Regions from separate parts of the Homo sapiens genome. Here region 1 is linked to region 2. A link is an interaction called in ENCODE POLR2A ChIA-PET data of the cell type or tissue named here. Cell type or tissue: CD4-positive, alpha-beta T cell. All regions are shown on one strand. Each heading gives the region's core, and the rest is flanking DNA. Links, peaks and the distances in the headings are about the cores only.

What was found. ChIA-PET counts read pairs that join two places held together with the same protein. Peaks named below come from ENCODE experiments on the same cell type or tissue, not always from the same donor. Only the 100,000 strongest peaks of a DNase experiment are listed, where the experiment ranks them.
Region 1: POLR2A ChIA-PET joins it to region 2 with 5 read pairs; 3 of 35 experiments call an interaction of 5 or more read pairs at or near these places.

Annotation. Positions count from the first base shown.
Region 1 is chr15:72,434,775-72,445,701 of GRCh38, reverse strand. The region is part of intron 1 of TMEM202-AS1 (TMEM202 antisense RNA 1); the gene reads left to right. Among named protein-coding and RNA genes, the nearest start is that of TMEM202-AS1, 34 kb to the left of the region's middle. In CD4-positive, alpha-beta T cell, for the core only: no CTCF peak of the experiment used is centred there; no DNase peak of the experiment used is centred there.
Region 2 is chr15:72,550,908-72,561,834 of GRCh38, reverse strand. ARIH1 (ariadne RBR E3 ubiquitin protein ligase 1) reads right to left here. Exons shown (of 14, transcript NM_005744.5): 4 at 6,472-6,564; 5 at 5,928-5,983; 6 at 286-352. Among named protein-coding and RNA genes, the nearest start is that of MIR630, 31 kb to the left of the region's middle. In CD4-positive, alpha-beta T cell, for the core only: no CTCF peak of the experiment used is centred there; a DNase peak (open chromatin) is centred at 6,914.

The sequences.
Region 1 (10,927 bases), core at 5,415-7,914, 120 kb after region 2:
TACCCTGGAAGTACTGCTTCTTCCATAGATCTTACTGCATATGCTGCCCCTTTGAACTAGCTTAGCTACCCAGTAAGGCCTGGCACAAATCCAAAAGCACAGCTTGAAGAGAGCAGTGGAGCTAATACCCCTCTAAAGGCAGAAAAGCTATAGTCATTTCCCAGAACAGAAAGATAAGCAAGAAAATTACCACAATTAATAATGTGTTTGGTCTTTTTTTCAGTCTACTCTTAGAAAAAAAATGGGTGCAGCAGCTTTGCAAAACACTCCAAAGAGAAAATGTAATAACAGAATAAACCCCTCCTCTAATACTAGGGTATTAGAGGGTATGGATCTTTTCTAATGGCCAGAGTTTGAAACACAAGGTTTTCAAATAATTAGCTGAGCTTTTGAATCTCCATAGCCCCAGAGCTGATTTTGGGATAAAGACTAGAGAAACATGAATTGCTGTGTGTAAAAAAAATAGAAGGAAATAGGATTTTGTTCCATCAAAGAATGGGGCAGCAAAAAGTAAAAGAGGACGAGAAAAGAAGGAAGATAGTAAAGCTAAGCATTTATGACAAGAGGCTAGAGTCAAAGGAATATAAATGGCTGAGGAAATTTCATTTTTCGTTTTTACTTTTTAAGAATATTTATTTAAATACGATGCATGGGAATGCAGGTATGAATAAAAGAAAATGAAAGTTACAGGTTTTCAAGCCAGTCAAACATCTGATGCCTCCATGGTTTTAGGCAAAATTATAAAGGAGGTAAAGTTTGTCATTAACAATCTCCTTCATGCCTTCATGCTTTTTCAGTATCCCTGTCCTCCAGGTAATTAGCCCCTTCATCCTGCCTGAAAGCTGTCAAAATTCTTCCCCTATCTAGACCTTTCCTTTGCAAAGTTTCTTCTTCCTTCTCTTTTCTTAACTATCAAAGCGTCTGCTTAGTAATATTTCAGTATATCACTATATGATTGATTTGAATAATCTGATTTAAGGTATGACTGAAATTTTAACTATCCTCTTAGAGAATTCGTACTTTAAAACTGGTCTCTGTTAATTCATATTTACTAAGAAGAATATCTTTTAATGCTTCTTGCCCTGTCTGTCCTCTATTGTCTCCTTGTTTCCTTTCTTTCTTTCTTTTTTTTTTTTTTTTTTTTTTGAGACGGAGTCTCGCTCTGTCGCCCAGGCTGGAGTGCAGTGGCGCGATATCGGCTCACTGCAAGCTCCACCTCCCGGGTTCACACCATTCTCTTGACTCAGCCTCCTGAGTAGCTGGGACTACAGGCATCCACCACCATGCCCAGCTAATTTTGTGTATTTTTAGTAGGGATGGGGTTTCGCCATGTTGGCCAGGCTGGTCTCAAACTCCTGACCTCAGGTGATCCACCCACCTCAGCCTCCCAAAGTGCTGGGATTACAGGCGTGAGCCACTGCACCCGGCGAAAATTGTCTACAAAAAATCCAAAAATTATCTGGGTGTGGTGGCATGCACCTATAGTCCCAGCTCCTCAGGAGGTATCACCTGAGCCCAGGAGGTCGAGGCTGCAGTGAACCATGATCACGCCACTGAATTCCAGCCTGAGCAATAAAGTGAGGCCCCATCTCTTTTTTTTTTTTTTTTTTTTTTTTTTTTGAGCCGGAATCTCGCTCTGTCGCCCAGGCTGGAGTGCAGTGGCGGGATCTCGGCTCACTGCAAGCTCCGCCTCCCGGGTTCACGGTGAGGCCCCATCTCAAAAAAAAAAAAAACTTTCATTGAAGTAGGAATAGAGGAGAATGTCTTCAACTTGATAAAGAACATCTACAGAAAGCCTGAAGCTAACAACATACTTAAGGTAAGAAACTGGAAGCTTTCTTGCTAAGATCAGGTACGAGGCCAGAATGTTCCCTTTCACCACTCCTTTTCAATGTTGTACTAGAACTCTTAGCTAATGAAATAAGAAAAGAAAAGGAAATAAGTTATATAGATTTGGACAGAAGAAATAAAAACTGTCTTTGTTCACAGAAGACATGATTTTCTATGTAAAAATCCAAATGAATTTACAAAAAAACCTTCTGGAACTAATAAACAATTATAGCAAGATTGCAGGATACAAAGTCAATATAAAAATTTCAATCACTATCCTATATACCAGCTAAATATACCGGCAGTAAACTAGTAGAATGTGAAATTAAAAGCATCGTACCATTTACGTTAGCACCACCAAAAATGAAATACTTAGATATAAATCTAATAAAATATGCATATAATCTATATGAGGGAAAATACAAAACTCTGATGGAAGAAATCAAAGAAATAAATCAAGAGCTATTTATTGTTCATGAATAGGAAGACTTATATTATTTTTTATTATACTTTAAGTTCTAGGGTACATGTGCACAACATGCAGATTGTTACATAGGTATACACGTGCCATGTTGGTGTGCTGCACCCATTAACTCATCATTTACATTAGGTATATCTCCTAATGCTATCCCTCCCCCCTCCCCCACCCCATGACACGCCCCGTGTGTGATGTTCCCCTTCTTGTGTCCAAGTGTTCTCATTGTTCAATTCCCACCTATGAGTGAGAACATGCGGTGTTTGGTTTTCTGTCCTTGTAATAGTTTGCTGAGAATGATGGTTTCCAGCTTCATCCATGTCCCTACAAAGAACATGAACTCATCATTTTTTATGGCTGCATAGTATTCCATGGTATATATGTGCCACATTTTCTTAATCCAGTCTATCATTGATGGACATTTGGGTTGGTTCCAAGTCTTTGCTATTGTGAATAGTGCCGTAATAAACATACGTGTGCATGTGTCTTTATAGCAGCATGATTTATAATCCTTTGGGTATATACCCAGTAATGGGATGGCTGGGTCAAATGGTATTTCTAGTTCTAGAACCTTGAGGAATCGCCATACTGAGGAAGACTTAATATTATTAAGATGTCAATTCTTCCTGACTTTATAGATTCAATACATTCCCAGTTAAAATCCCAGCTACTTGATACAGGATTCTGGGAAGATGACAGAATAGAAGGCACCAGGAATCTGTCTCCCAACCTAACAACAATTGCACTGGCAGAATTTGTCTGATGAAACTATTTTGAAATTCTAGAGTCTACTGAAGGCTTGCACCATCCAGGAGAAGGCTTGGATGCTAAAGTGAGTATAAATTTGGTCAAATTCAGCTCCTGAATACAATAGCAGGTAACCATCCTCCACCCCTGAGCCACTTGGCAGGCAGTTTGTGCATGTGTTCCTAGAACACCTTGCAAACATCTTGTGGGAGCCCAGGTGGGGAAAAAGGTCCCTGTCCTTCAAATATTAGGCATCTAAGCCATGATTGCTGATTACTGCTTCTGATCATAGAGGTGCAGACAAAGAGGTTGGCTGCCATTGTTGTTGCATCTTCCCCAATTGTTGCAAGCCCCTCCCACTCCAGCTGAAGTGACTTCCAAGGGATTGAAAGGACTGGCATTTAAGTGGTTGATGCCCTTTCTTTCTCCCCTTCATTTTTCTCTTTTTTCTTCTTTTGGGATCCAGACTTGAAAGACTAAGACATTGAAACATAACTATATATATGGGGAAAAGCAGAAAGTGACCATGAATGCACAGGGAAAAACTCAGAAAAGATCTGAGAGGACCTTAAGTTTCTACATCAACTGGTACAAAAACAGACACATAGACCAATGGAACAGAATAGAGAGCCCAGAAATAAGGTGGCACACCTGCAACCATCTGATCTTTGACAAAGCTGGCAAAAACAAGCAATGGGGAAAGAACTCCCTATTCAATAAATGGTGCTGGGATAACTGGCTCGCCATATGCAGAGATTGAAACTGGACCCCTTCCTTACATCGTATACAAAAATCAACTCAAGGTGGATTAAATTCTTAAACATAAAACCCAAAACTATAAAAACTCTGGAAGACAACCTAGGCAATTACCATTCTGTACACAGGAACGGGAAAAGATTTCATGACAAAGACACCAAAAGCAATTGCAACAAAAGCAAAATTTGACAAATAGGATCTAATTAAATGAAAGAGCTTCTGCACAGCAAAATAAACTGTCAACAGAGTAAACAGGCAACCTACAAAATGGGAGAAAATTTTCCAAACTATCCATCTGGAAAAAAGCCTGATTTCCAGCATATATAAGGAACCTAAACAAATTTGCAAGGAAAAAAAACGATTAAAAAGTGGGCAAAGGACATAAATAGACATTTTTCAAAAGAAGACATACATGTGGCCAATAAGCATATGAGAAAAAACTCAACACCACTGACCACTAGAGAAATGCAAATCAAAACCACAATGAGATACCATCTCACACCAGTCAGAATGGCTATTATTAAAAAGTCAAAAAATAACAGATGCTGGCAAAGTTGCAGAGAAAAAGGAACATGTATATGTTGTTGATGGGAGTGTAAATTAGTTCACCCATTGTGGAAAGCAGTGTGGTGGTTCCTCAAAGACCTAAAAACAGAACTACCATTTGGCCCAGCAATCCCATTATTAGATATAGGCCCAAATGAATAGAAATTGTTCTATCATAAAGACACATGCAGGCCGGGTGTGTTGACTCACGCCTGTAATCCCAGCACTTTGGGAGGCCGAGGCAGGCAGATCATCTGAGGTCAGGAGTTCAAGACCTGCCTGGCCAACATGGCGAAACCCCATCTCTACTAAAAGTACAAAAAATTAGCTGGGTATGGTGGCCGGTGCCTATAATCCCAGCTACTCGGGAGGCTGAGGCATGAGAATCGTTGAACCCGGGAGGCGGAGGTTGCAGTGAGCTGAGTTCGCGGCACTGCACTCCAGCCTGGGCAACAAGAGTGAAACTCCATCTCAAAAAAAAAAAAAAAAAGACGCATGCATATGTTCATTGCAACACTATTCACAGTAGCAAAGACACGGAATCAACATAAATGTCCATCAAAGGTAGACTGATAAAGAAAAGATGGTACATATACACCATGGAATACTGTGCAGCCATAAAAAAGGACAAGATCAGGTCCTTTGCAGGAACATGGATGAAGCTAGAGGCCATTATCCTTAGCAAACACAGGAACAGAAAACCAAATACCACATGTTCTCACTTATAAATGGGAGCTAAGTGATGAGAACACATGGACCCATAGAGGGGAACAGACACTGGGGCCTACCAGACGGTGGAGGGTGGGAGGAGGGAGAGGATTAGGACAAATAACTAATGGATACTAGGCTTAACACCTGGGTGATGAAATGATCTGTACAACAAACCTTCATGACACAAGTTTAGCTGTATAACAAACCTGTACATGTACCCCTGAACTTAAAAGTTAAAAAAATTTGCCAGGCCTGGTGGCTCACGCCTGTAATCCCAGCACTTTGGGAGGCTAAGGCAGGCAGATCACGAGGTCAGGAGATCGAGACCATCCTGACTAACATGGTGAAACCCCATCTCTACAAAAAATACAAAAAATTAGCCAGGCATGGTGGCATGTGCCTGTAGTCCCAGCTACTTGGGAGGCTGAGGCAGGAGAATCACTTGAACCCAGGAGATGGAGGTTGCAGTGAGCCAAGATCGCGCCACTGCACTCCAACCTAGGCAACAGAGTGAGACTCTGTCTCAAAAAAAAAAAAAAACTAAAAAAATTCACATCTCAGATGATTCTTGGCACAGAGACTGCCTACCCAAATAAAAATAAACAGTAATAAAAATAGCAAACCTTGGCAGCCAACCTCTTTGTCTGCACCTCTATGATCAGAAGCGGTAATCAGCAATCATGGCTTAGATGCCTAATATTTGAAGGACAGGGACCTTTTTCCCCACCTGGGCTCCCGCATGATGTTTGCAAGGTGCTCTAGGAACACATGCACAAACTGCCTGCCAAGTGGCTCAGGGGTGGAGGATGGTTACCTGCTATTGTAGGAAAGGGAGAGCATCTTCTTTCCAGAGTTAACCACATTATTAGATCCAACTGTCCAGTTTTCAACAAAAAAAAAATAAGTTATACAAAGAAACAGAAAAGTTTGGCCTATTCAAAAAATAATAATAATAAAGCAACAGAAATTGTGCCTGAAAAAGACCTGATAGCAAACATACCAAACAAAGACTTTAAAACAACTGTCTTTTCTCACACCTGTAATCCCAGCACTTTGGGAGGCCGAGGCAGGCGGATCACCTGAGGTTGGGAGTTCTAGAGCAGCCTGACCAACGTGGAGAAACCCCATCTCTATTAAAAATACAAAAAATTTGCCAGGCGTGGTGGCACATGCCTGTAATTCCAGCTACTAAGAAGGTTGAGGCAGGAGAATCCCTTGAACCTGGAAGGTGGAGGTTGCGGTGAGCTGAGATCCTACCATTGCACTCCAGCCTGGGCAACAAGAGCAAAACTCCATCTCAAAAATAAATAAATAAATAAATAAATAAATAAAACAACTTTTTTTTTTTTTTTGAGATAGTGTTTCTCAGTCACCCAGGCTGGAGTGCAGTGATGTGATCTCAGCTCCCCGCAACCTCTGCCTTCCGGGTTCAAATGATTCTTCTAAAACAACTGTCTTAAAGATGCTCAAATCACTAAAGGAAGATGTGGGGAAAAAAAATCAAGAAAATAATGTATAAATAAAATGGAAATATTAATCTAAAAACAGCAAACCTAAAAAGAAACCAAAAAGGAATTCTTTTTTTTTTTTTTTGAGATGGAGTCTCGCTCTGTCGCCCAGGCTGGAGTGCAGTGGCGTGAACTCGGTTCACTGCAAGCTCCGCCTCCCAGGTTCACGCCATTCTCCTGCCTCAGCCTCCCGAGTAGCTGGGACTACAGGTGCCCGCCACCACGCCCAGCTAATTTTTTGTATTTTTAGTAGAGATGGGGTTTCACCTTGTTAGCCAGGATGATCTTGATCTCCTGACCTCGTGATCCGCCTGCCTCAGCCTCCCAAAGTGCTGGGATTACAGGTGTGAGCCGCCGCGCCCAGCCGTTTTTTGGTTTTTTTTTTTTTTTGAGACGGAGTCTCGCTCTGTTGCCCAGGCTGGAGTGCAGTGGCACAATCTCGGCTCACTGCAAGCTCTGCCTCCCGGGTTCATGCCATTCTGCTGCCTCAGCCTCCCGAGTAGCTGGGACTACAGGCACCCACCACCATGCCTGGCTAATTTTTTGTATTTTTTTTTTAGTAGAGACCGGGTTTCACCATGTTAGCCAGGATGGTCTCAATCTCCTGACCTTGTGATTCGCCCGCCTTGGCCTCCCAAAGTGCTGGGATTACAGGCGTGAACCACCGCACCCGGCCCAAAAAGAAATTCTAAAGTTGAAAGTACAATAACTGAAATAAAAATTTTACTAAGAGGACAGAACAAGATCCTGTCTCAAAAAAAAAAAAAAAAAGAAAGAAAGAAAAGGCAGGTTTGTGTAGGCAGAAGAAAGAATCAGTGAATGTGAAGAAGGACAATGGAAAGTATTGAGTCTGAGGAACAGAAAGAATAAAGATTGAAGAAAAGTGAGCCAAAGGGACCTGTGGGACACAATCAAGTGGACAAAAGTGTGTATTATGGTAATTTCAGAAAGAGGAGAGAGAGAGAGTTGGGGCAGAGAGAATATTTGAAGAAATAATGACTGAAAACTTCCCAAATTAAATGAAAGACATGAGTATAAACATCCAAGAAGCTCAAAAAACTCTAAGTAAGATGAACTCAGAGATCCACACTGAGACACATTGTAATTAAACTTTTGGAAACCAAAAACAATGAGAGAATATTTAAAGAAGCAAGAGAAAAGTGACTTATCACATATAAGGGATCCTCAATAAGATTATTAGAAGGTTTCTCATCAGGACCTTTGAAGGTCAGAAGGCTGTGGGCCATTATATTCAAAGTGCTAAAAGGCAGGCAGGGGAAAGTCTGTCAACCAAGAATCTTATATTCAGCAAAACTGTCCTTCAAAAGTGAGGCAGAAATTAAGACCTTTCCAGGTAAATAAAAACTGAGGGAGCCTGTTACCACTGGACTTGCCCTGCAAGAAATGCTCAAAGTATCACTAGTGAGACAAAATAAGAAAAACACACTCAAGGGAGTCCTGCAGGATGAAATGATCGGACACTCAACAGTAACTCAAAGCCATATGAACAAATACAGATCTAAATAAAGGTAAATTTATGGCAATTATAAAAGCTAGTATTATTATAACAATGGTTTGTAACTTCACTTTTTGTTTTCTACATGCTTTAAAAGACTAACACTTTTTAGTATTATTGTAACTTTGGTTTACAACCCCATATTGTGTTTTCTACACAATTTAAGAGAGTAGTGCATTTAAAAGAATTATTCATTTATGGTCAGGCATGGCGGCTCATGCCTGTAATCCCAGCACTTTGGGAAGCCATGGTGGGAAAATCACTTAAGATCAGGAGTTTGAGACCAACTTGGCCAATGTGGTGAAACCCCATCTCTACTAAAAATACAAAAATTAGGCAGGCGCGGTAGTGGGCACCTGTAATCCCAGCTACTTGGGAGGCTGAGGTGGGAGAATCACTTGAACCCAGGAGGCAGAGGTTGCAGTGAGCTGAGATTGCACCACTGCACTCCAGCCTGGGCGACAGAGTGAGACTCCATTAAAAAAAAAAAAAAAGACTTGTTAGTTTATATTTTGGGGCACACAATCTGTAAAATATAATTTTGTGACATCATCAACCAAAGGGTGGAGACAGAGCTGTAAAGGAGTAGAATTTTTGCATGTTATTGAAGTTAAGCTGGTATAGTTCAAATTAGAGTGTTATAACTCATTATAACTTTCAGAGATTAAAGTATTATGAACATTTGTGTCAGTCTGTTTTGTGTTGCAGTAAAGGAATACCTGAGACTAGGCAATTTATAAAGAAAGAGGTTTATTTTGGCTTATGGTTCTGCAGGCTGTACAAGAAGCATAGTGCCATATCTGTCTATGGTGAGGCCTTAGGAAGGCAAAGCGGGAGCTGGTGTATCACATGGTGAGAGAGGGAGTGAGAGAGGAGGAGGAGCCAGGATTCTTTAAACGACCAAATGAAAAATTCTGGAGAAGAAATGATCTGAGTAAAAAAATTAAATAAACAAAAAAATAAACAACCAGCTCTCATGTAAACTAACTGAGTGAGAACTCACTCATCACCAAGGGAATAGTGCTTGGCCCCACCTGCAACATTGGGGATCACATTTCAGCATGAGACTTGAAGGAGGACACACATCCGAACCATATCAGCATTGATATAAAATCCTCAACAAAATACCAGCAAACCGAATTTAGTAACGTATAAAAAAGGAATATGCACCATGGCCATGTGGTTTTTTTTTTTCTGGAATGCAACAATGGTTCCATATATGAAAATCAATCAATGGAATACACCACATTAACAGAATGAATGGAAAAAGCACATGATCATCTTGACTGATGTAGAAAAAGCATTTGACAAACTCCAACACCCTTTCATGATAAAAACACTCAACAAACTAGAAATAGAAGGAAATTACCTCAACATAATAAAAGCTATGTGTGAAAAACCCACAGCAAACACCATACTCAGTGGTGAAAAACTGAAAGCTTTTCCTCCAAGACCAGGTACAAGACAAGTTTACCCACTTTTGCCACGTCTATCAACATAGTACTAAGTTCTAGCTGGAGCAATTAGGCAAGAAAAAGAAATAAAAGGCTTCCAAATCAGAAAGCAAGAAGTTAAATTATCTGTGTTTGCAGATGAATGATTTTATATGTAGAAAACCCTAAGGATTACACACACAACTGTTAGAGCTAATAAATGAATTCAGCAAAGTAGCAGGATACAAAGTCAGCACAAAAAATCAGGTGCCTTTCTATACATTAACAATGAGGAAGCTGGGTGTGGTGGCTTACACCTGTAATCCCATCACTTTGGGAGGCTGAGGTGGAAGGTCATTGAGCTCAGGAGTTTGAGACCAGCCTGGGCAACTTAGTGAGACACTGTCTCTACAAAAAAATTGAAAAAATTAGGCTAAATACTGCGTGCCTGTAGTCCCAGCTACTCTTGAGGCCGAGGTGTTAGGATTGCTTGAGCCTGGGAGGTGGTGGCTGCAGTGAGCCGTGGTCATGCCACAGCTCTCCGGCCTGGGCTACAGAGCCAAGGCCCTGTCTCAAAAGAAGAAGAAGAAGGAGAAGGAGAATCTAAGAAGGAAATTATAAATACAATTCCATTTACAATAGCATCAAAAAGAATAAAATACTTAGGAAATAACTTACCCAAGGAGGTAAATGATTTGTATAATGAAAACTGCAAAATTTACTCAAATAAGTTAAAGAAGATATAAATAAATGCTCATGGACTGGAAGATGTAATATTGTTAAGATCAATACTGTCCAGAGTGATCTATAGATTCAATGCAATCCCTATCAAAATCCCAATGACATTTTTTGAGAAATAGAAAAACCCATTCTAAAATTCATATGGAATCTCAAGGAACTTTAAATAGCGAAAACAATCTTGAAAAAGACAGACAAAGCTGGAGGACTCACGAGTCCTGATTTCAAAACTTACTGGCGTAAAGACAGACATGTAGCCCATGAAATAAAATAGAGAGCTCAGAAATAAACCCTCATATATATGGTCTTTTCAACAAATGGTGCTAGAAAAACTCGACATCCACTTGCAAAAGAATGGAGTTGGATCCTTATCTAACACTGTATACAAAAATTAACTCAACATGGATTAAATACCTAAAACTATAAAATATTTTTTAGAAGAAAAATGTAAGGAACATGTTCCACAACGTTGGATTTGGCAAGGATTTCTTGGACATGACACCAAAAACACAGGACACAACAACAAAAAAGTGGAGGCTGAACACAGTAGCTCATGCCTGTAATCCTAACACTTTGACAGGCCGAGGCAGGTGGATCAGTTGAGCCCAGGAATTCGAGACTTGCCTGGGAAAAATAGTGAGACCCTGACTCATAAAAAAAAAGACAA
Region 2 (10,927 bases), core at 5,460-7,959:
TGCCCAGCTAATTTTTGTATTTTTAGAAGAGACAGGGTTTCGCCATGTTGGTCTTGAACTCCTGATCTCAGGTGATCCACCCGCCTCGGCCTCCCTTAGTGCTGGGATTACAGGCATGAGCCACCACACCTGGCCTGTCATACTCTTTTGAGAATAAAGGTATTTTGGCATGCTTCATAAATATGTTAAAGATGTTTTTTACTGTCAATAAATTATAATTTTTAAAATAGTATTTCTATTAATAAACAGAATTCCTTCTTACAAGAAGGAAAACAAATCACTTACCTCTACAAAGCTATTTGTTATTAAATGCTGATACTTTAATTTAACTTTTGAATCTGTGATCAGGCGCCTGAAACCAAGAATAAAAATAGATTAGAAAGTTTCCAGTCAAGAGTATTTTCCACATTTATAAAACATAGTTTCAAAAGCTGTTTATGCTACGGCTACATGTTTATGCCCTAAGCTGTAAATACTGAAATGCACATAGGCTATCAACAAATATAACTGTACTGATCAGAACAATAATTTCAAAGTTTGTATAGTTTTATTTTCATAGACTTTTTTTCCATGGTTCTTATTTTTTAAATAGTCTACTTTTACCCAGTTTTTATTACAGCCTAATGACTTACCAACTAGTGCCAAGTATAAGCGCATTTCAGGGTCTTTTGACTCTGATATCATATCATGCCTTAAGACAGCAATTCTCAGCCACCTTCCTTCAGACACCCCACCCAAATCAGTATGCGAAATGAGACAGATATTGTTGCCAGAAATGTTAAGAAATGGATCCAGGTTTTGTGATACCTAAAGCTGATACAATTTTAAGAGCCTTCTTCTTCTGAGAGCTCTTAGAAATTAACCAGAAATGCTCACTGACTGCATCCTGGCCTCTTCTGAACACTATAACTCACAAGAATTTCCAGAATTCACAGGATCCCACGTAGTGAGGAATCCTGAAGTTTAAGTTTCATTAGTTCTATGGTAAATACTCCTCTGAGTGTATTCCCACTGAGAAAGACATGAAGAACATGCATGTAGTTCAACCCCATTAAAATCTTTTAAATGAACCAATCTGGCCTCATTTGACTCTTGAGCTTCATAGGCCTCTCTCCTTCCACAAGATCCCACCCTGTCCTGTGGCACTTTCAGTGCACTCCTATCACATTCGTATTCTTGTATTTCCTCAAAACAGTAAGTACCACCCTTCCTCAGAGGCTGTGCATAAGGCTGCCTCCCTTGGAAAGACAAGAATATTGTAATGGAGCTCTAAGGTGGGACAGCCTAGGTTTGAATGCCAGCCTCACAACTCACTAGCTATGAATTGAAGGTAAATTCTTTGAACTCTCCATTTCTCAGTTACTAATCTGTAAAATAGATATCAGAAACATGGTTGTGAGACTAGAATAGTGCCTGGCAGATAGTAAGCACTCAATAAATATTAGACGCTATTACTGTATTACTTCACTCAGTTACAATAAAGTATTACTCAAGGAAGCCTTTCCTGAGTTTCCACACTCGTTTGGATATAGATACCCTCTCAGTTCTCATGGCACCTTAAACATCTACTTTATAGAAATTATCATAATTTTAATTAGACAGTTATCTGTATAATCATTTGTTTAATATCTGTCTTTCTCCTCCCAACCCCATGAAAGGATCCCCAGGTGTCCAGTACGCCTGTAGAAAGTGTTCAATTAATATTTTTTAAATGAGTAAATCTCCATATTTCACAGAAGTGGAACCTGCGGTCTAAAAATAATTTGTGTATTTGATGGTTCCTCAAAAAGTTAAACATAGCATTACCACAAGACCCAGGAATTCTCCTTTGAAATATATATACTTAAGAGAATTAAAAACAGATGTTCAATGAAAAACTTGTACACAAATGTTCATATGTTCACATAAGACATTTCCGTAAAAAATGGAAATGTCCATATAATGGAACCATTATTCAGCAATGAAAAGGAGTAAAGTGATGATTCATGATACAACATGGATGAATCTTGAAAACATTAAAGAAGCCAATCACAAAAGGCAACATATTACATGATTCCCTTTATATGAAATGTCTAGAATAGGCTAATCCACAAAGACAGAAAGCAGATGAGTGGTTGCTAGGGTCTAGGGGGAGAAAGGAATAGCGAATGACTGCTTAACGGATATAAGGTGATTAAAATAGTCTGCAATTAGGTGATGTTTGTAGAATAATATTATGTATATACTAAAAGCCACTGGATAATATACTTAAAAATACAGTTGCTGGCCATGTGCGGTTGCTCACGCCCGTAATCTTAGCACTTTGGGAGGCAGAGGTGGGTGATCACTTGGGGTCAGGAGTTCAAAACCAGCCTGGCCAACATGGTGAAACCTCGTCTCTACTAAAAATACAAAAAAATTAGCCGAGCATGGTGGCAGGCACCTGTAATCCCAGCTACTCAGGAGGCTGAGGCAGGAGAATCACTTGAACCTAGGAGGTAGAGGTTGCAGTGAGCCGAGATCATGCCACTACTGCACTCCACTCTGGGCAACAGAGAGAGATTCCATCTTAAAAAAACAAAAAACAAAAAAAACCCCATTGCTTCTTAAACAACACAGGTTTGAACTGCATGGGTCCACTTATTTATGAATATTTTTCAACCAAACAGGGATCAAAAATAGTTATTTGTGGGATGTGAAACCTGCATATATGGACGGTCAAATTTTTGTATACATGGGTTCTGCTGGGCTGACATGAGCATGCGCAGATTTTGGTATATTCAGGGTGGAGGACGTGGGTCCTAGAACCAATCCCCAGTATACTAAGGATAACTGTAATTAAAATGAGTTTTATATTACAGATTTTATATCAATAAATAATAATAAGGAATGTATCAGGCCAAAAGTCAGATGCCTTGATTGCCAAACACACACATCTTATTTACACATGTATTACCCATAATGCTTTTCTGGTATGACAAACCCTAATGATTTCTGATAGCTGGCCTTAGCCTAAAAAGCTATCTAAACCTGGCATGGACCACCAGGACGTGAGAGCAAACATCAGCCAACAGTTATTAGGACAAGGTTCCACCCTTAGTTTATCTGATATTGATAAGGAAGTAAAAGAAAGTGAGCATCCATCTTCAAGAATAGGCATTCTCAAGAAGGTGGCAGCAAGTGTCACTCTGGTCATTAATAAGACAATTCTCTTGACAAAGATTTGTTACCATCACAAATTGAAAATAGTTATTGGCCAGGCTTGGTGGCTCACGCCTGTAATCCTAGCACTTTGGAAGGCCAAGGCGGGCAGATCGCCTGAGGTCAGGAGTTCGAGAACAGCCTGGCCAACATGACGAAACTCTGTCTCTACTAAAAATACAAAACTTATCCGGACGTGATGGTGTACACCTGTAATCTCAGCTACTCAGGAGGCTGAGGCAGGAGAATTGCTTGAACCCGGGAGGCAGAGGTTGCAGTGAGCCGATATGGTGCCACTTGTACTCCAGCCTGGGCAAACCAATAAATGTAATTCACCACATAAACAGAATTAAAAACCATACGATCATCTCAAATGACACAGAAAAAGCTTTCAATAAAGTCCAACATCTCTTCATGATAAAAACTATCAACAAACTAGGCTTTGAAGGAACATACCTCAAAACATTAAGAGCCATCTATGATATGACAAACCCATAGCCAACATCATACTGAACAGGCAAAGGCTGGAAGCATTCCACTTAGGAAAAGGATGCCCACACTCACCACTCCTATTCAACATAGTACTGGAAGTCCTGGCCAGAGCAATCAGGCAAGAGAAAGAAATAAAATGTATCTAAATAAGAAAAGAAGTCAAACTATCAATCTTCACTGATGATGATTCTATACCTAGAAATAACCCTAAAGACTCTGCCAAAAGGCTCCTAGAGCTGACAAAGTCAGTAAAATTTCAGGATACAAAATCAATGTACAAAATTCAGTAGCATTTAATATATACCAATAACATTCAAGGTAAGCGCCAAATTAATAATGCAATCCTATCGATAATAGCCACACACACATAAATGGTTGTTGGGATAACTAGCTAGCCACATGCAGAAGAATGAAACTTGACCCCTATATCTTTCACCATATACAAAAATTAACTAAAGGATTAAATACTTTAATGTAAGAGCTCAATCTATAAAAATCTTAAAAGAAAATCCAGGAAATACCATTCTAGACATCAGCCTTGGCAAAGAATTTATGACTAAGTCCCCAAACGCAACTGCAACAAAAGCAAAAATTGACAAGTGGGACTTAATTAAACTAATGAGCTTCTGTACAGCTGAAGAAACTATTAACAGAGTAAACAGACAACCTACAGAATGAGAGAAAATATTTAAAAATTATACACCCAACAAAAGCCTCATATCCAGAATCTATAAGGAACTTAATCAAACAAGCAAAAAACAAATAACCCCATTTAAAAATGAGCAGGCTGCTTTGTCAACGAAGTAGCCATTCTTTTGTTTCTTTACTTCTCTAATAAACTTGCTTTCACTTAAAAAAAAGAAAGAAAAAGGGCAAAGTACATGAAAAGACATTTCTCAAGAAGACATATACGCAGCCAACAGGTACAAAAAAATGCTCAACACCACTAATCACTAGAGAAATGCAAATCAAAACCGTAATGATGTACCACATCATCTCACACCAGTCATAAGGAATATTATTAAAAAGTAAAAAAAAATTAAACAAAAAATAATTTTAAAAAGTAAAAAAATAACAGATGTTGGTGAGATCACAGGGAAAATAAATCATTCTACCAAAAAGACACATTCACTAGTATGTTCACTGTGGCATTATTCACAATAGCAAACACACGAAATCAACCTAGATGCCCATCAACAGTGGACTGGATAAACAAAATGTGGCACATGGACACCATGAAACACTATGCAGTCATAAAAAAAAGTGAGCACAATCATGTCCTTTGCAGCAATACAAATGCAGCTAGAGGTCATCATCCTAAATGAATTAACACAGAAATACTCAATACCACATGTTCTCATTTATAAGTGAGAGCTAAATAGTGAGTACACATGAAGATGAGAATAAAAGACTATTTAGACTGGGGACTACTAGAGTGGGTAGGGTGGGACGGCAAGAGTTGAAAAACTATCAGGTATTGTTCTCACTACCTGGGTGATGGGATCATTTGTACACCAAACCTCACGGACAAGGAATTTACCCATGTAACAAACCTGCACATGTATACCTGAACCTAAAAGTTAAAAGAAAAAAAAGAAAGAACCTTTCACAAGAAGAGCTGTTAGCTGAAAGCATCCAGCTGTAGTGTATCTGAAATCAGCAGCAGTGTTTCAGCAAAGACCATGACTCCCTGGGTAGTCCCAGCCAACAACTGAGCATATCAAGTGTACTGGGCCCAGCTCTTTCTACTTATTGAGGTATTCCTCTATGGGCAATCTATGCACTGAAGTTCCCCCATCAGGGCTGCCAAAGACTCTCATAGCTGTATCATATAAAGTCTCTTCCTATTGAATCTTCCTTCTTTGTCTTTTAACAGATGTCAGGCCTATATCAATGTCTATCTGCTCCTGCTGTTTACCTTGCACAGATGCTATTCCACAATAAGTCAGTTTCACCTTTTATTCTATCTTGGGATCTGCTTCCAAGAACACCTCAACTAACACATACACACATTCTAATCTCCAATCCCAAGGTTTATCAAAATCTAGCTACCATGCATTTCTAAGTTTGTAAGAATAGTGATCAGGCATTTAACCAAGTTACAAATGGGCTTTTGTACTACTACTAAGGAACGCAGATTAAAAAGTTTCTTCAGACTTTAAAAAGTTTCACTTCCTTTGAGGTACTAAGTAAAAATTAATTTGGTTTAACCAACTAACCAATATTCACATGCAGAATCTATCAAAAATACTTACATAACTGTGTTGTCATCCACTAAGATATCACAACCATGAGCAGGACACGAAATAGTCTGAAAAAGATTGAAATTTAAACTGTCTTCATTCAACAAATATTTAATGAATGCTTACCATCGCCAGGCACTTTGCTAGGTTCTGGGAATACCTTAATGTTTACAGGATCTCAATCCTTCCCTTTCTCCTTAAAGGAAATGTGTGTGAGAGTATGTTTATCACCATAAAGTAACTAGACTTGCTAACCTGACTAATTGGTTTTTAAACACACAATTTTAAAGGCAAAAGCGAGATAATCTGACAAAATCGTGCAACAAGTTTAAGTTAACATATACCAATATTGATGCCGGCTGAGAAAACGTTACCTGGAGTGGCTCTTTAACTGGAATGCCACATTACTTTAGGAAAAAGCCTATTATCTTTAGTTGTTTGAATCTAGAATCATGACACATAAAGCTTCACCTGTTTTTATTTGTGCAAATTTGTGCAAGGGTCTTAACACTATAGGAAATTCAACAAAAACTGAAAAACAACTTGATATCTTTACCTGACCCATGCCTTCTTCCATTATTTTGGTAGTTAAATATTCACTCCAGCACTGCATACAAAACTTATGTCCACATTCAAGGCCAGTGAAATACTGTAAGAAAAACAAAACATGAACTTAACAAAGGTATTATCAGAAAACTCACTATAAACAGTGACTCAACAGGGCTCTGTAAGGTCACATTTCTTACGTGGCTAAAATGTCCAATTTGACAATAGATGGGCTCCTAAAATGAACTTTTCATGGTGAATCTAGACATGCAGATACACCGAACACACATACATCTTAGGAAAGGCGGGCAACAATGTTTGTATTAAATATAAAAAGACAAATGAGCATATGAAAGAATACTCAGTATCATTCAGCATCATGGAAATGCAAATCAAAACCACCATGAAGGCGGGGCAACATGGCAAAACCCTGTCTCTACAAAAAATACAAAATGAGTCAGCCATCATGACGCACGCCTGTAGTCCCAGCTACTTGGGAGGCTGAGGTGGAAGGACTGCCTGAGCCTGGGAGGCGGAGGTTGTAGTGAGCTGAGATCACACCACTGCACTCCAGCCTGGGCAAAGGAGTGAGACCCTGTCTCAAACAAAACAAAACAAAACAAAGCAACACCACAGTAAGACACCACTTCACCCTCACTAGAACAGCTATAATAAAAAGACAGATAAAGCAGAGCACACTGGCTCATATCTGTAATCCCAGCACTTTGTGTGGCTGAGAGCGGAGGATTACTTGAGGCAAGGAGTTCAAGACCAGCCTGGGCAACATAGTGAGACTCTGTCTCCACAAAAAATTAAGAAATTAGCCAGGTGTGGTAGCACATGCCTGTAATCCCAGCTACTCAGGGGAGCTGAGGTGGGAAGATCACTTGAACCTGAGAGGTCAAGGCTACAGTGAGCTGTCATCATGCCACTGCACTCCACACCAGGCAACAAAGTGAGACTCTATTTGGAAAAAAAAAGCCAATATTAATAACAAGTGTTGGTGAGGATGTAGAAAAATTGGAGCCTTCGTACACTGTTGATGGAAATGTAAAATGGTACAGCAACTTTGGAAACAATCAGGCAGTTCCTCAAAATATTAAACATAGAGTTACCATAGGACCCAGCAATTCTAATCCTGGGTATATACTCAAAAGAAATGAAAACATACATCCATACAAAAACTTGTACACAAGTGTTCATTATAGCATTATTCGTAACAGCCAAAAAATGAAAACAATCCAGATGTCCATCAACTGAAGAAAAAAATATTTTTCCATATTTCCATAAATAAAATATTATTCAGCCATAAAAGGAAATAAAGTACTGATAAATGCCACAATATAGATGAACCTTGTTTCCAAGGTTGTTCTCCTATCACTTGCACAGTGAAATTTCTTGTAAAAGAATGAAAATAAGCCAGTCATAAAAGATCACATATTGATTCTTTTTGTTTTGAGACAGAGTCTCACTCTGTCACCTAGGCTGGAGTGCAATGGCACCATCTCGGCTCACTGCAACCTTCGCCTCCCAGGTTCAAGTGATTCTTCTGCCTCAGTCTCCCAAATAGCTGGGACTACAGAAACGCACCACCACGCCCAGCTAATTTTTGTATTTTTAGTAGAAACAGGGTTTCACCATATTGCCAGGCTGGCCTCCAACTCCTGACCTCGTGATCCACCCACCTCGGCCTCCCAAAGCGCTGAGATTACAGGCGTGAGCCACCGTACCAAAACCTTGTTTGATTCTTTCATATGAAATGTCCAGAATAGGTATATCCATTGACAAAGAAAACAGATGAGCAGTTGCCTAGGGGCTGGGGGACTTGGGAGGAATTAGGGGGTGAATTTAAAAAGTTATCTCCTGGGGGGTTATAAAATGTTTTTAAAATTATGGCGATGGCACACAACTCTGTAGCATATACTAAAACCACTTTAAATGGGTGAACTGGATAGTATATAAATTATATCTCAATAAACCTGTTATGAAAAGATTTATTCAGAATAGCTAAGGATAATAGTAACTAACACTTTGTTCTAAAATCTTAAGAGTTAAGGGATCGTTAAATGAAGCAGTATCCTGTAATGGGACATTAAGTAAATACTTTAAATAATATTAGATGATCTGGAGGATTATGTCTTTTAAAAAGATTCAAATAATGGTTACCTTATTTTAAAGAACATTTTGCCATAATTTACCTCTAAATTATTTTTAATTGAGTAAGTTAAATAGACATTACTAAAAACAATTACTTTAACAGTACAAGTTCAGAGTTTATGTTGAAAAATAAGCCTCCCTAGGCCGGGTGCGGTGGCTCACACCTGTAATCCCAGCACTACTGGAGGCAGAGGTGGGCGGATCACTTACAGTCAGGAGTTTAAGACCAGCCTGGCCAAAATGGCAAAATCCTGCCTCTACTATAAATACAAAAATTAGGCAGGTGTGGTGGCAGGCACCTGTAGTCCCAGCTACTTGGCAGGCTGAGGCAGGAGAATCGCTTGAACCTAGGAGATGGAGGTTGCAGTAAGCCAAGATCGCACCACCGCACTCCAGCTTGGGTGACAAAGCGAGACTCTGTCTCAAAAAAAAAAAAAAACAGGCCTCCCTCATTCCCATCCCTGTTGTTTGTTTCCTCTACCCAGAAGCAACTGCTATTTCCAGTTTTTTACATATTCTTCCAGAGGTGTTCTAACGTACACACTTACACACACACTGTAACAGTACCACAAATTCTCTTCTGCACCTTGTTTTTTTTTGTTGTTGTTGTTTAAAAAAATCCAATAGGGCTGGGCACGGTGGCTCACGCCTGTAAGCCCAGCACTTTGGGAGGCCAAGGCGGGCAGATCATTTGAGGTCAGGAGTTTGAGACCAGCCAGGCCAACATGGCGAAACCCTGTGTCTATCAAAAATACAAAAAAACTAGCCAGGTGTGGTAGTGTATGCCTGTAATCCCAGCTACTCAGGAGACTGAGGCAGAAGAATCCCTTCAACCCGGGAGGCAGAGGTTGCAGTGAGCCAAGATCGCACCTTTGCACTCCAGCCTGATGACAGGGCAAGACTCCGTCTTAAAAAAACAAAAATAAATCCAATGGATTTCTCATATGGTACCACACTGGTGTGGGTTTGCCTCTTTATAGAAAGGTACCACAATTTTATTTATAGTCTACTATTAATGAACCTTTACACTGCCTTTTTTTTTCCTACTATACTACTGCATTGACTATATATACATCTTTGTGATCTTATGAATGTATCTTAGGACAAATCTGTAGAGGTGACATTATAATAAATATATACATTTACAATCTAATAGCTATCATCAGGCTCCCCTGCAAAGAGATTGTCGTCATTTATGCCGTGCAAGAGTACTTGATTTCTCATGCCCATGACAATGTAGTATATGATCCAACTCCTTGATCTTTGCCAATCTAATAGGTGAAAAACACACTAACTTCTTTAGTTTTGATTTGAATTTTTATTATAAATGAAATTATAATATTTCAAAAAAGGTTTTACACTGTATATTTCTTTTTCTGTATACTCTCTTGATATATTTTGCCAACTTTGCCTGTGGGTTTTTCACTTATTTACGGAGGCTTTTTACTTATGTAGGAAATTGGCCATTTATAAGTAGGGGAAATCTTTTCCCCCACTTTAATTCTTAGTGTTCATATTTTGTTGCCATACAGAAGCTCTTCACTCACAGTGAAACTTATCACCGTTTAAATTTACCGCTTGTGAATTCATTAACTTTTATTTATGAAGCTAGGTAGGAATCTTAAGTTTCTATTCCATATGGCTACCAAGTTGCTCTAACACCATGTATCAAATAATCCACCTTATTTGAAATGCCTCCTCTATAATACACTAAATTCTCCTTATGCATATTTGACTGTATCCTGTTCCACTGCTACCATGTATCAAATAATACACCTTATTTGAAATGCCTCCTCTGTAATACACTAAATTCTCCTCATGCATATTTGACTCTATCCTGTTCCACCGCTCTGTCTACTCTTGTATCTAGCAGGACTAGTCCTCACTCAGCTCTCCCCTGTCAATTTAATCTTCTTTTTCAATATTTTCCTATTTCTTCTATCTCAAATATTCAAGTCATTCTTTTATCTTAGTATTTGAAGTTTTCTTCATAGCAATCTTTCACATTTCTTATCAAGTTTATTCCTAGCTCTTTTATTCTTTCCTTTCGTGGCTCTTATAAAGGGTATTTTAAAATTCCCTTAGATTTTCTATTTAGCCATTATGTGACATGTACTTATAAAATTTCTGATGTTACTTATGATATTAGATACAAATATCTCGTTAGGACAGAAATTCTATATACAGCACATCAACTATATTTTTTAAATACAAAGACAAGGACATGAAAAGAAATCTATGAGAGGGCTGGGTACAGTGGCTCGTGCCTGTAATCCGAGCACTTTGGGAGGCTGAGGCAGGCGGATCAC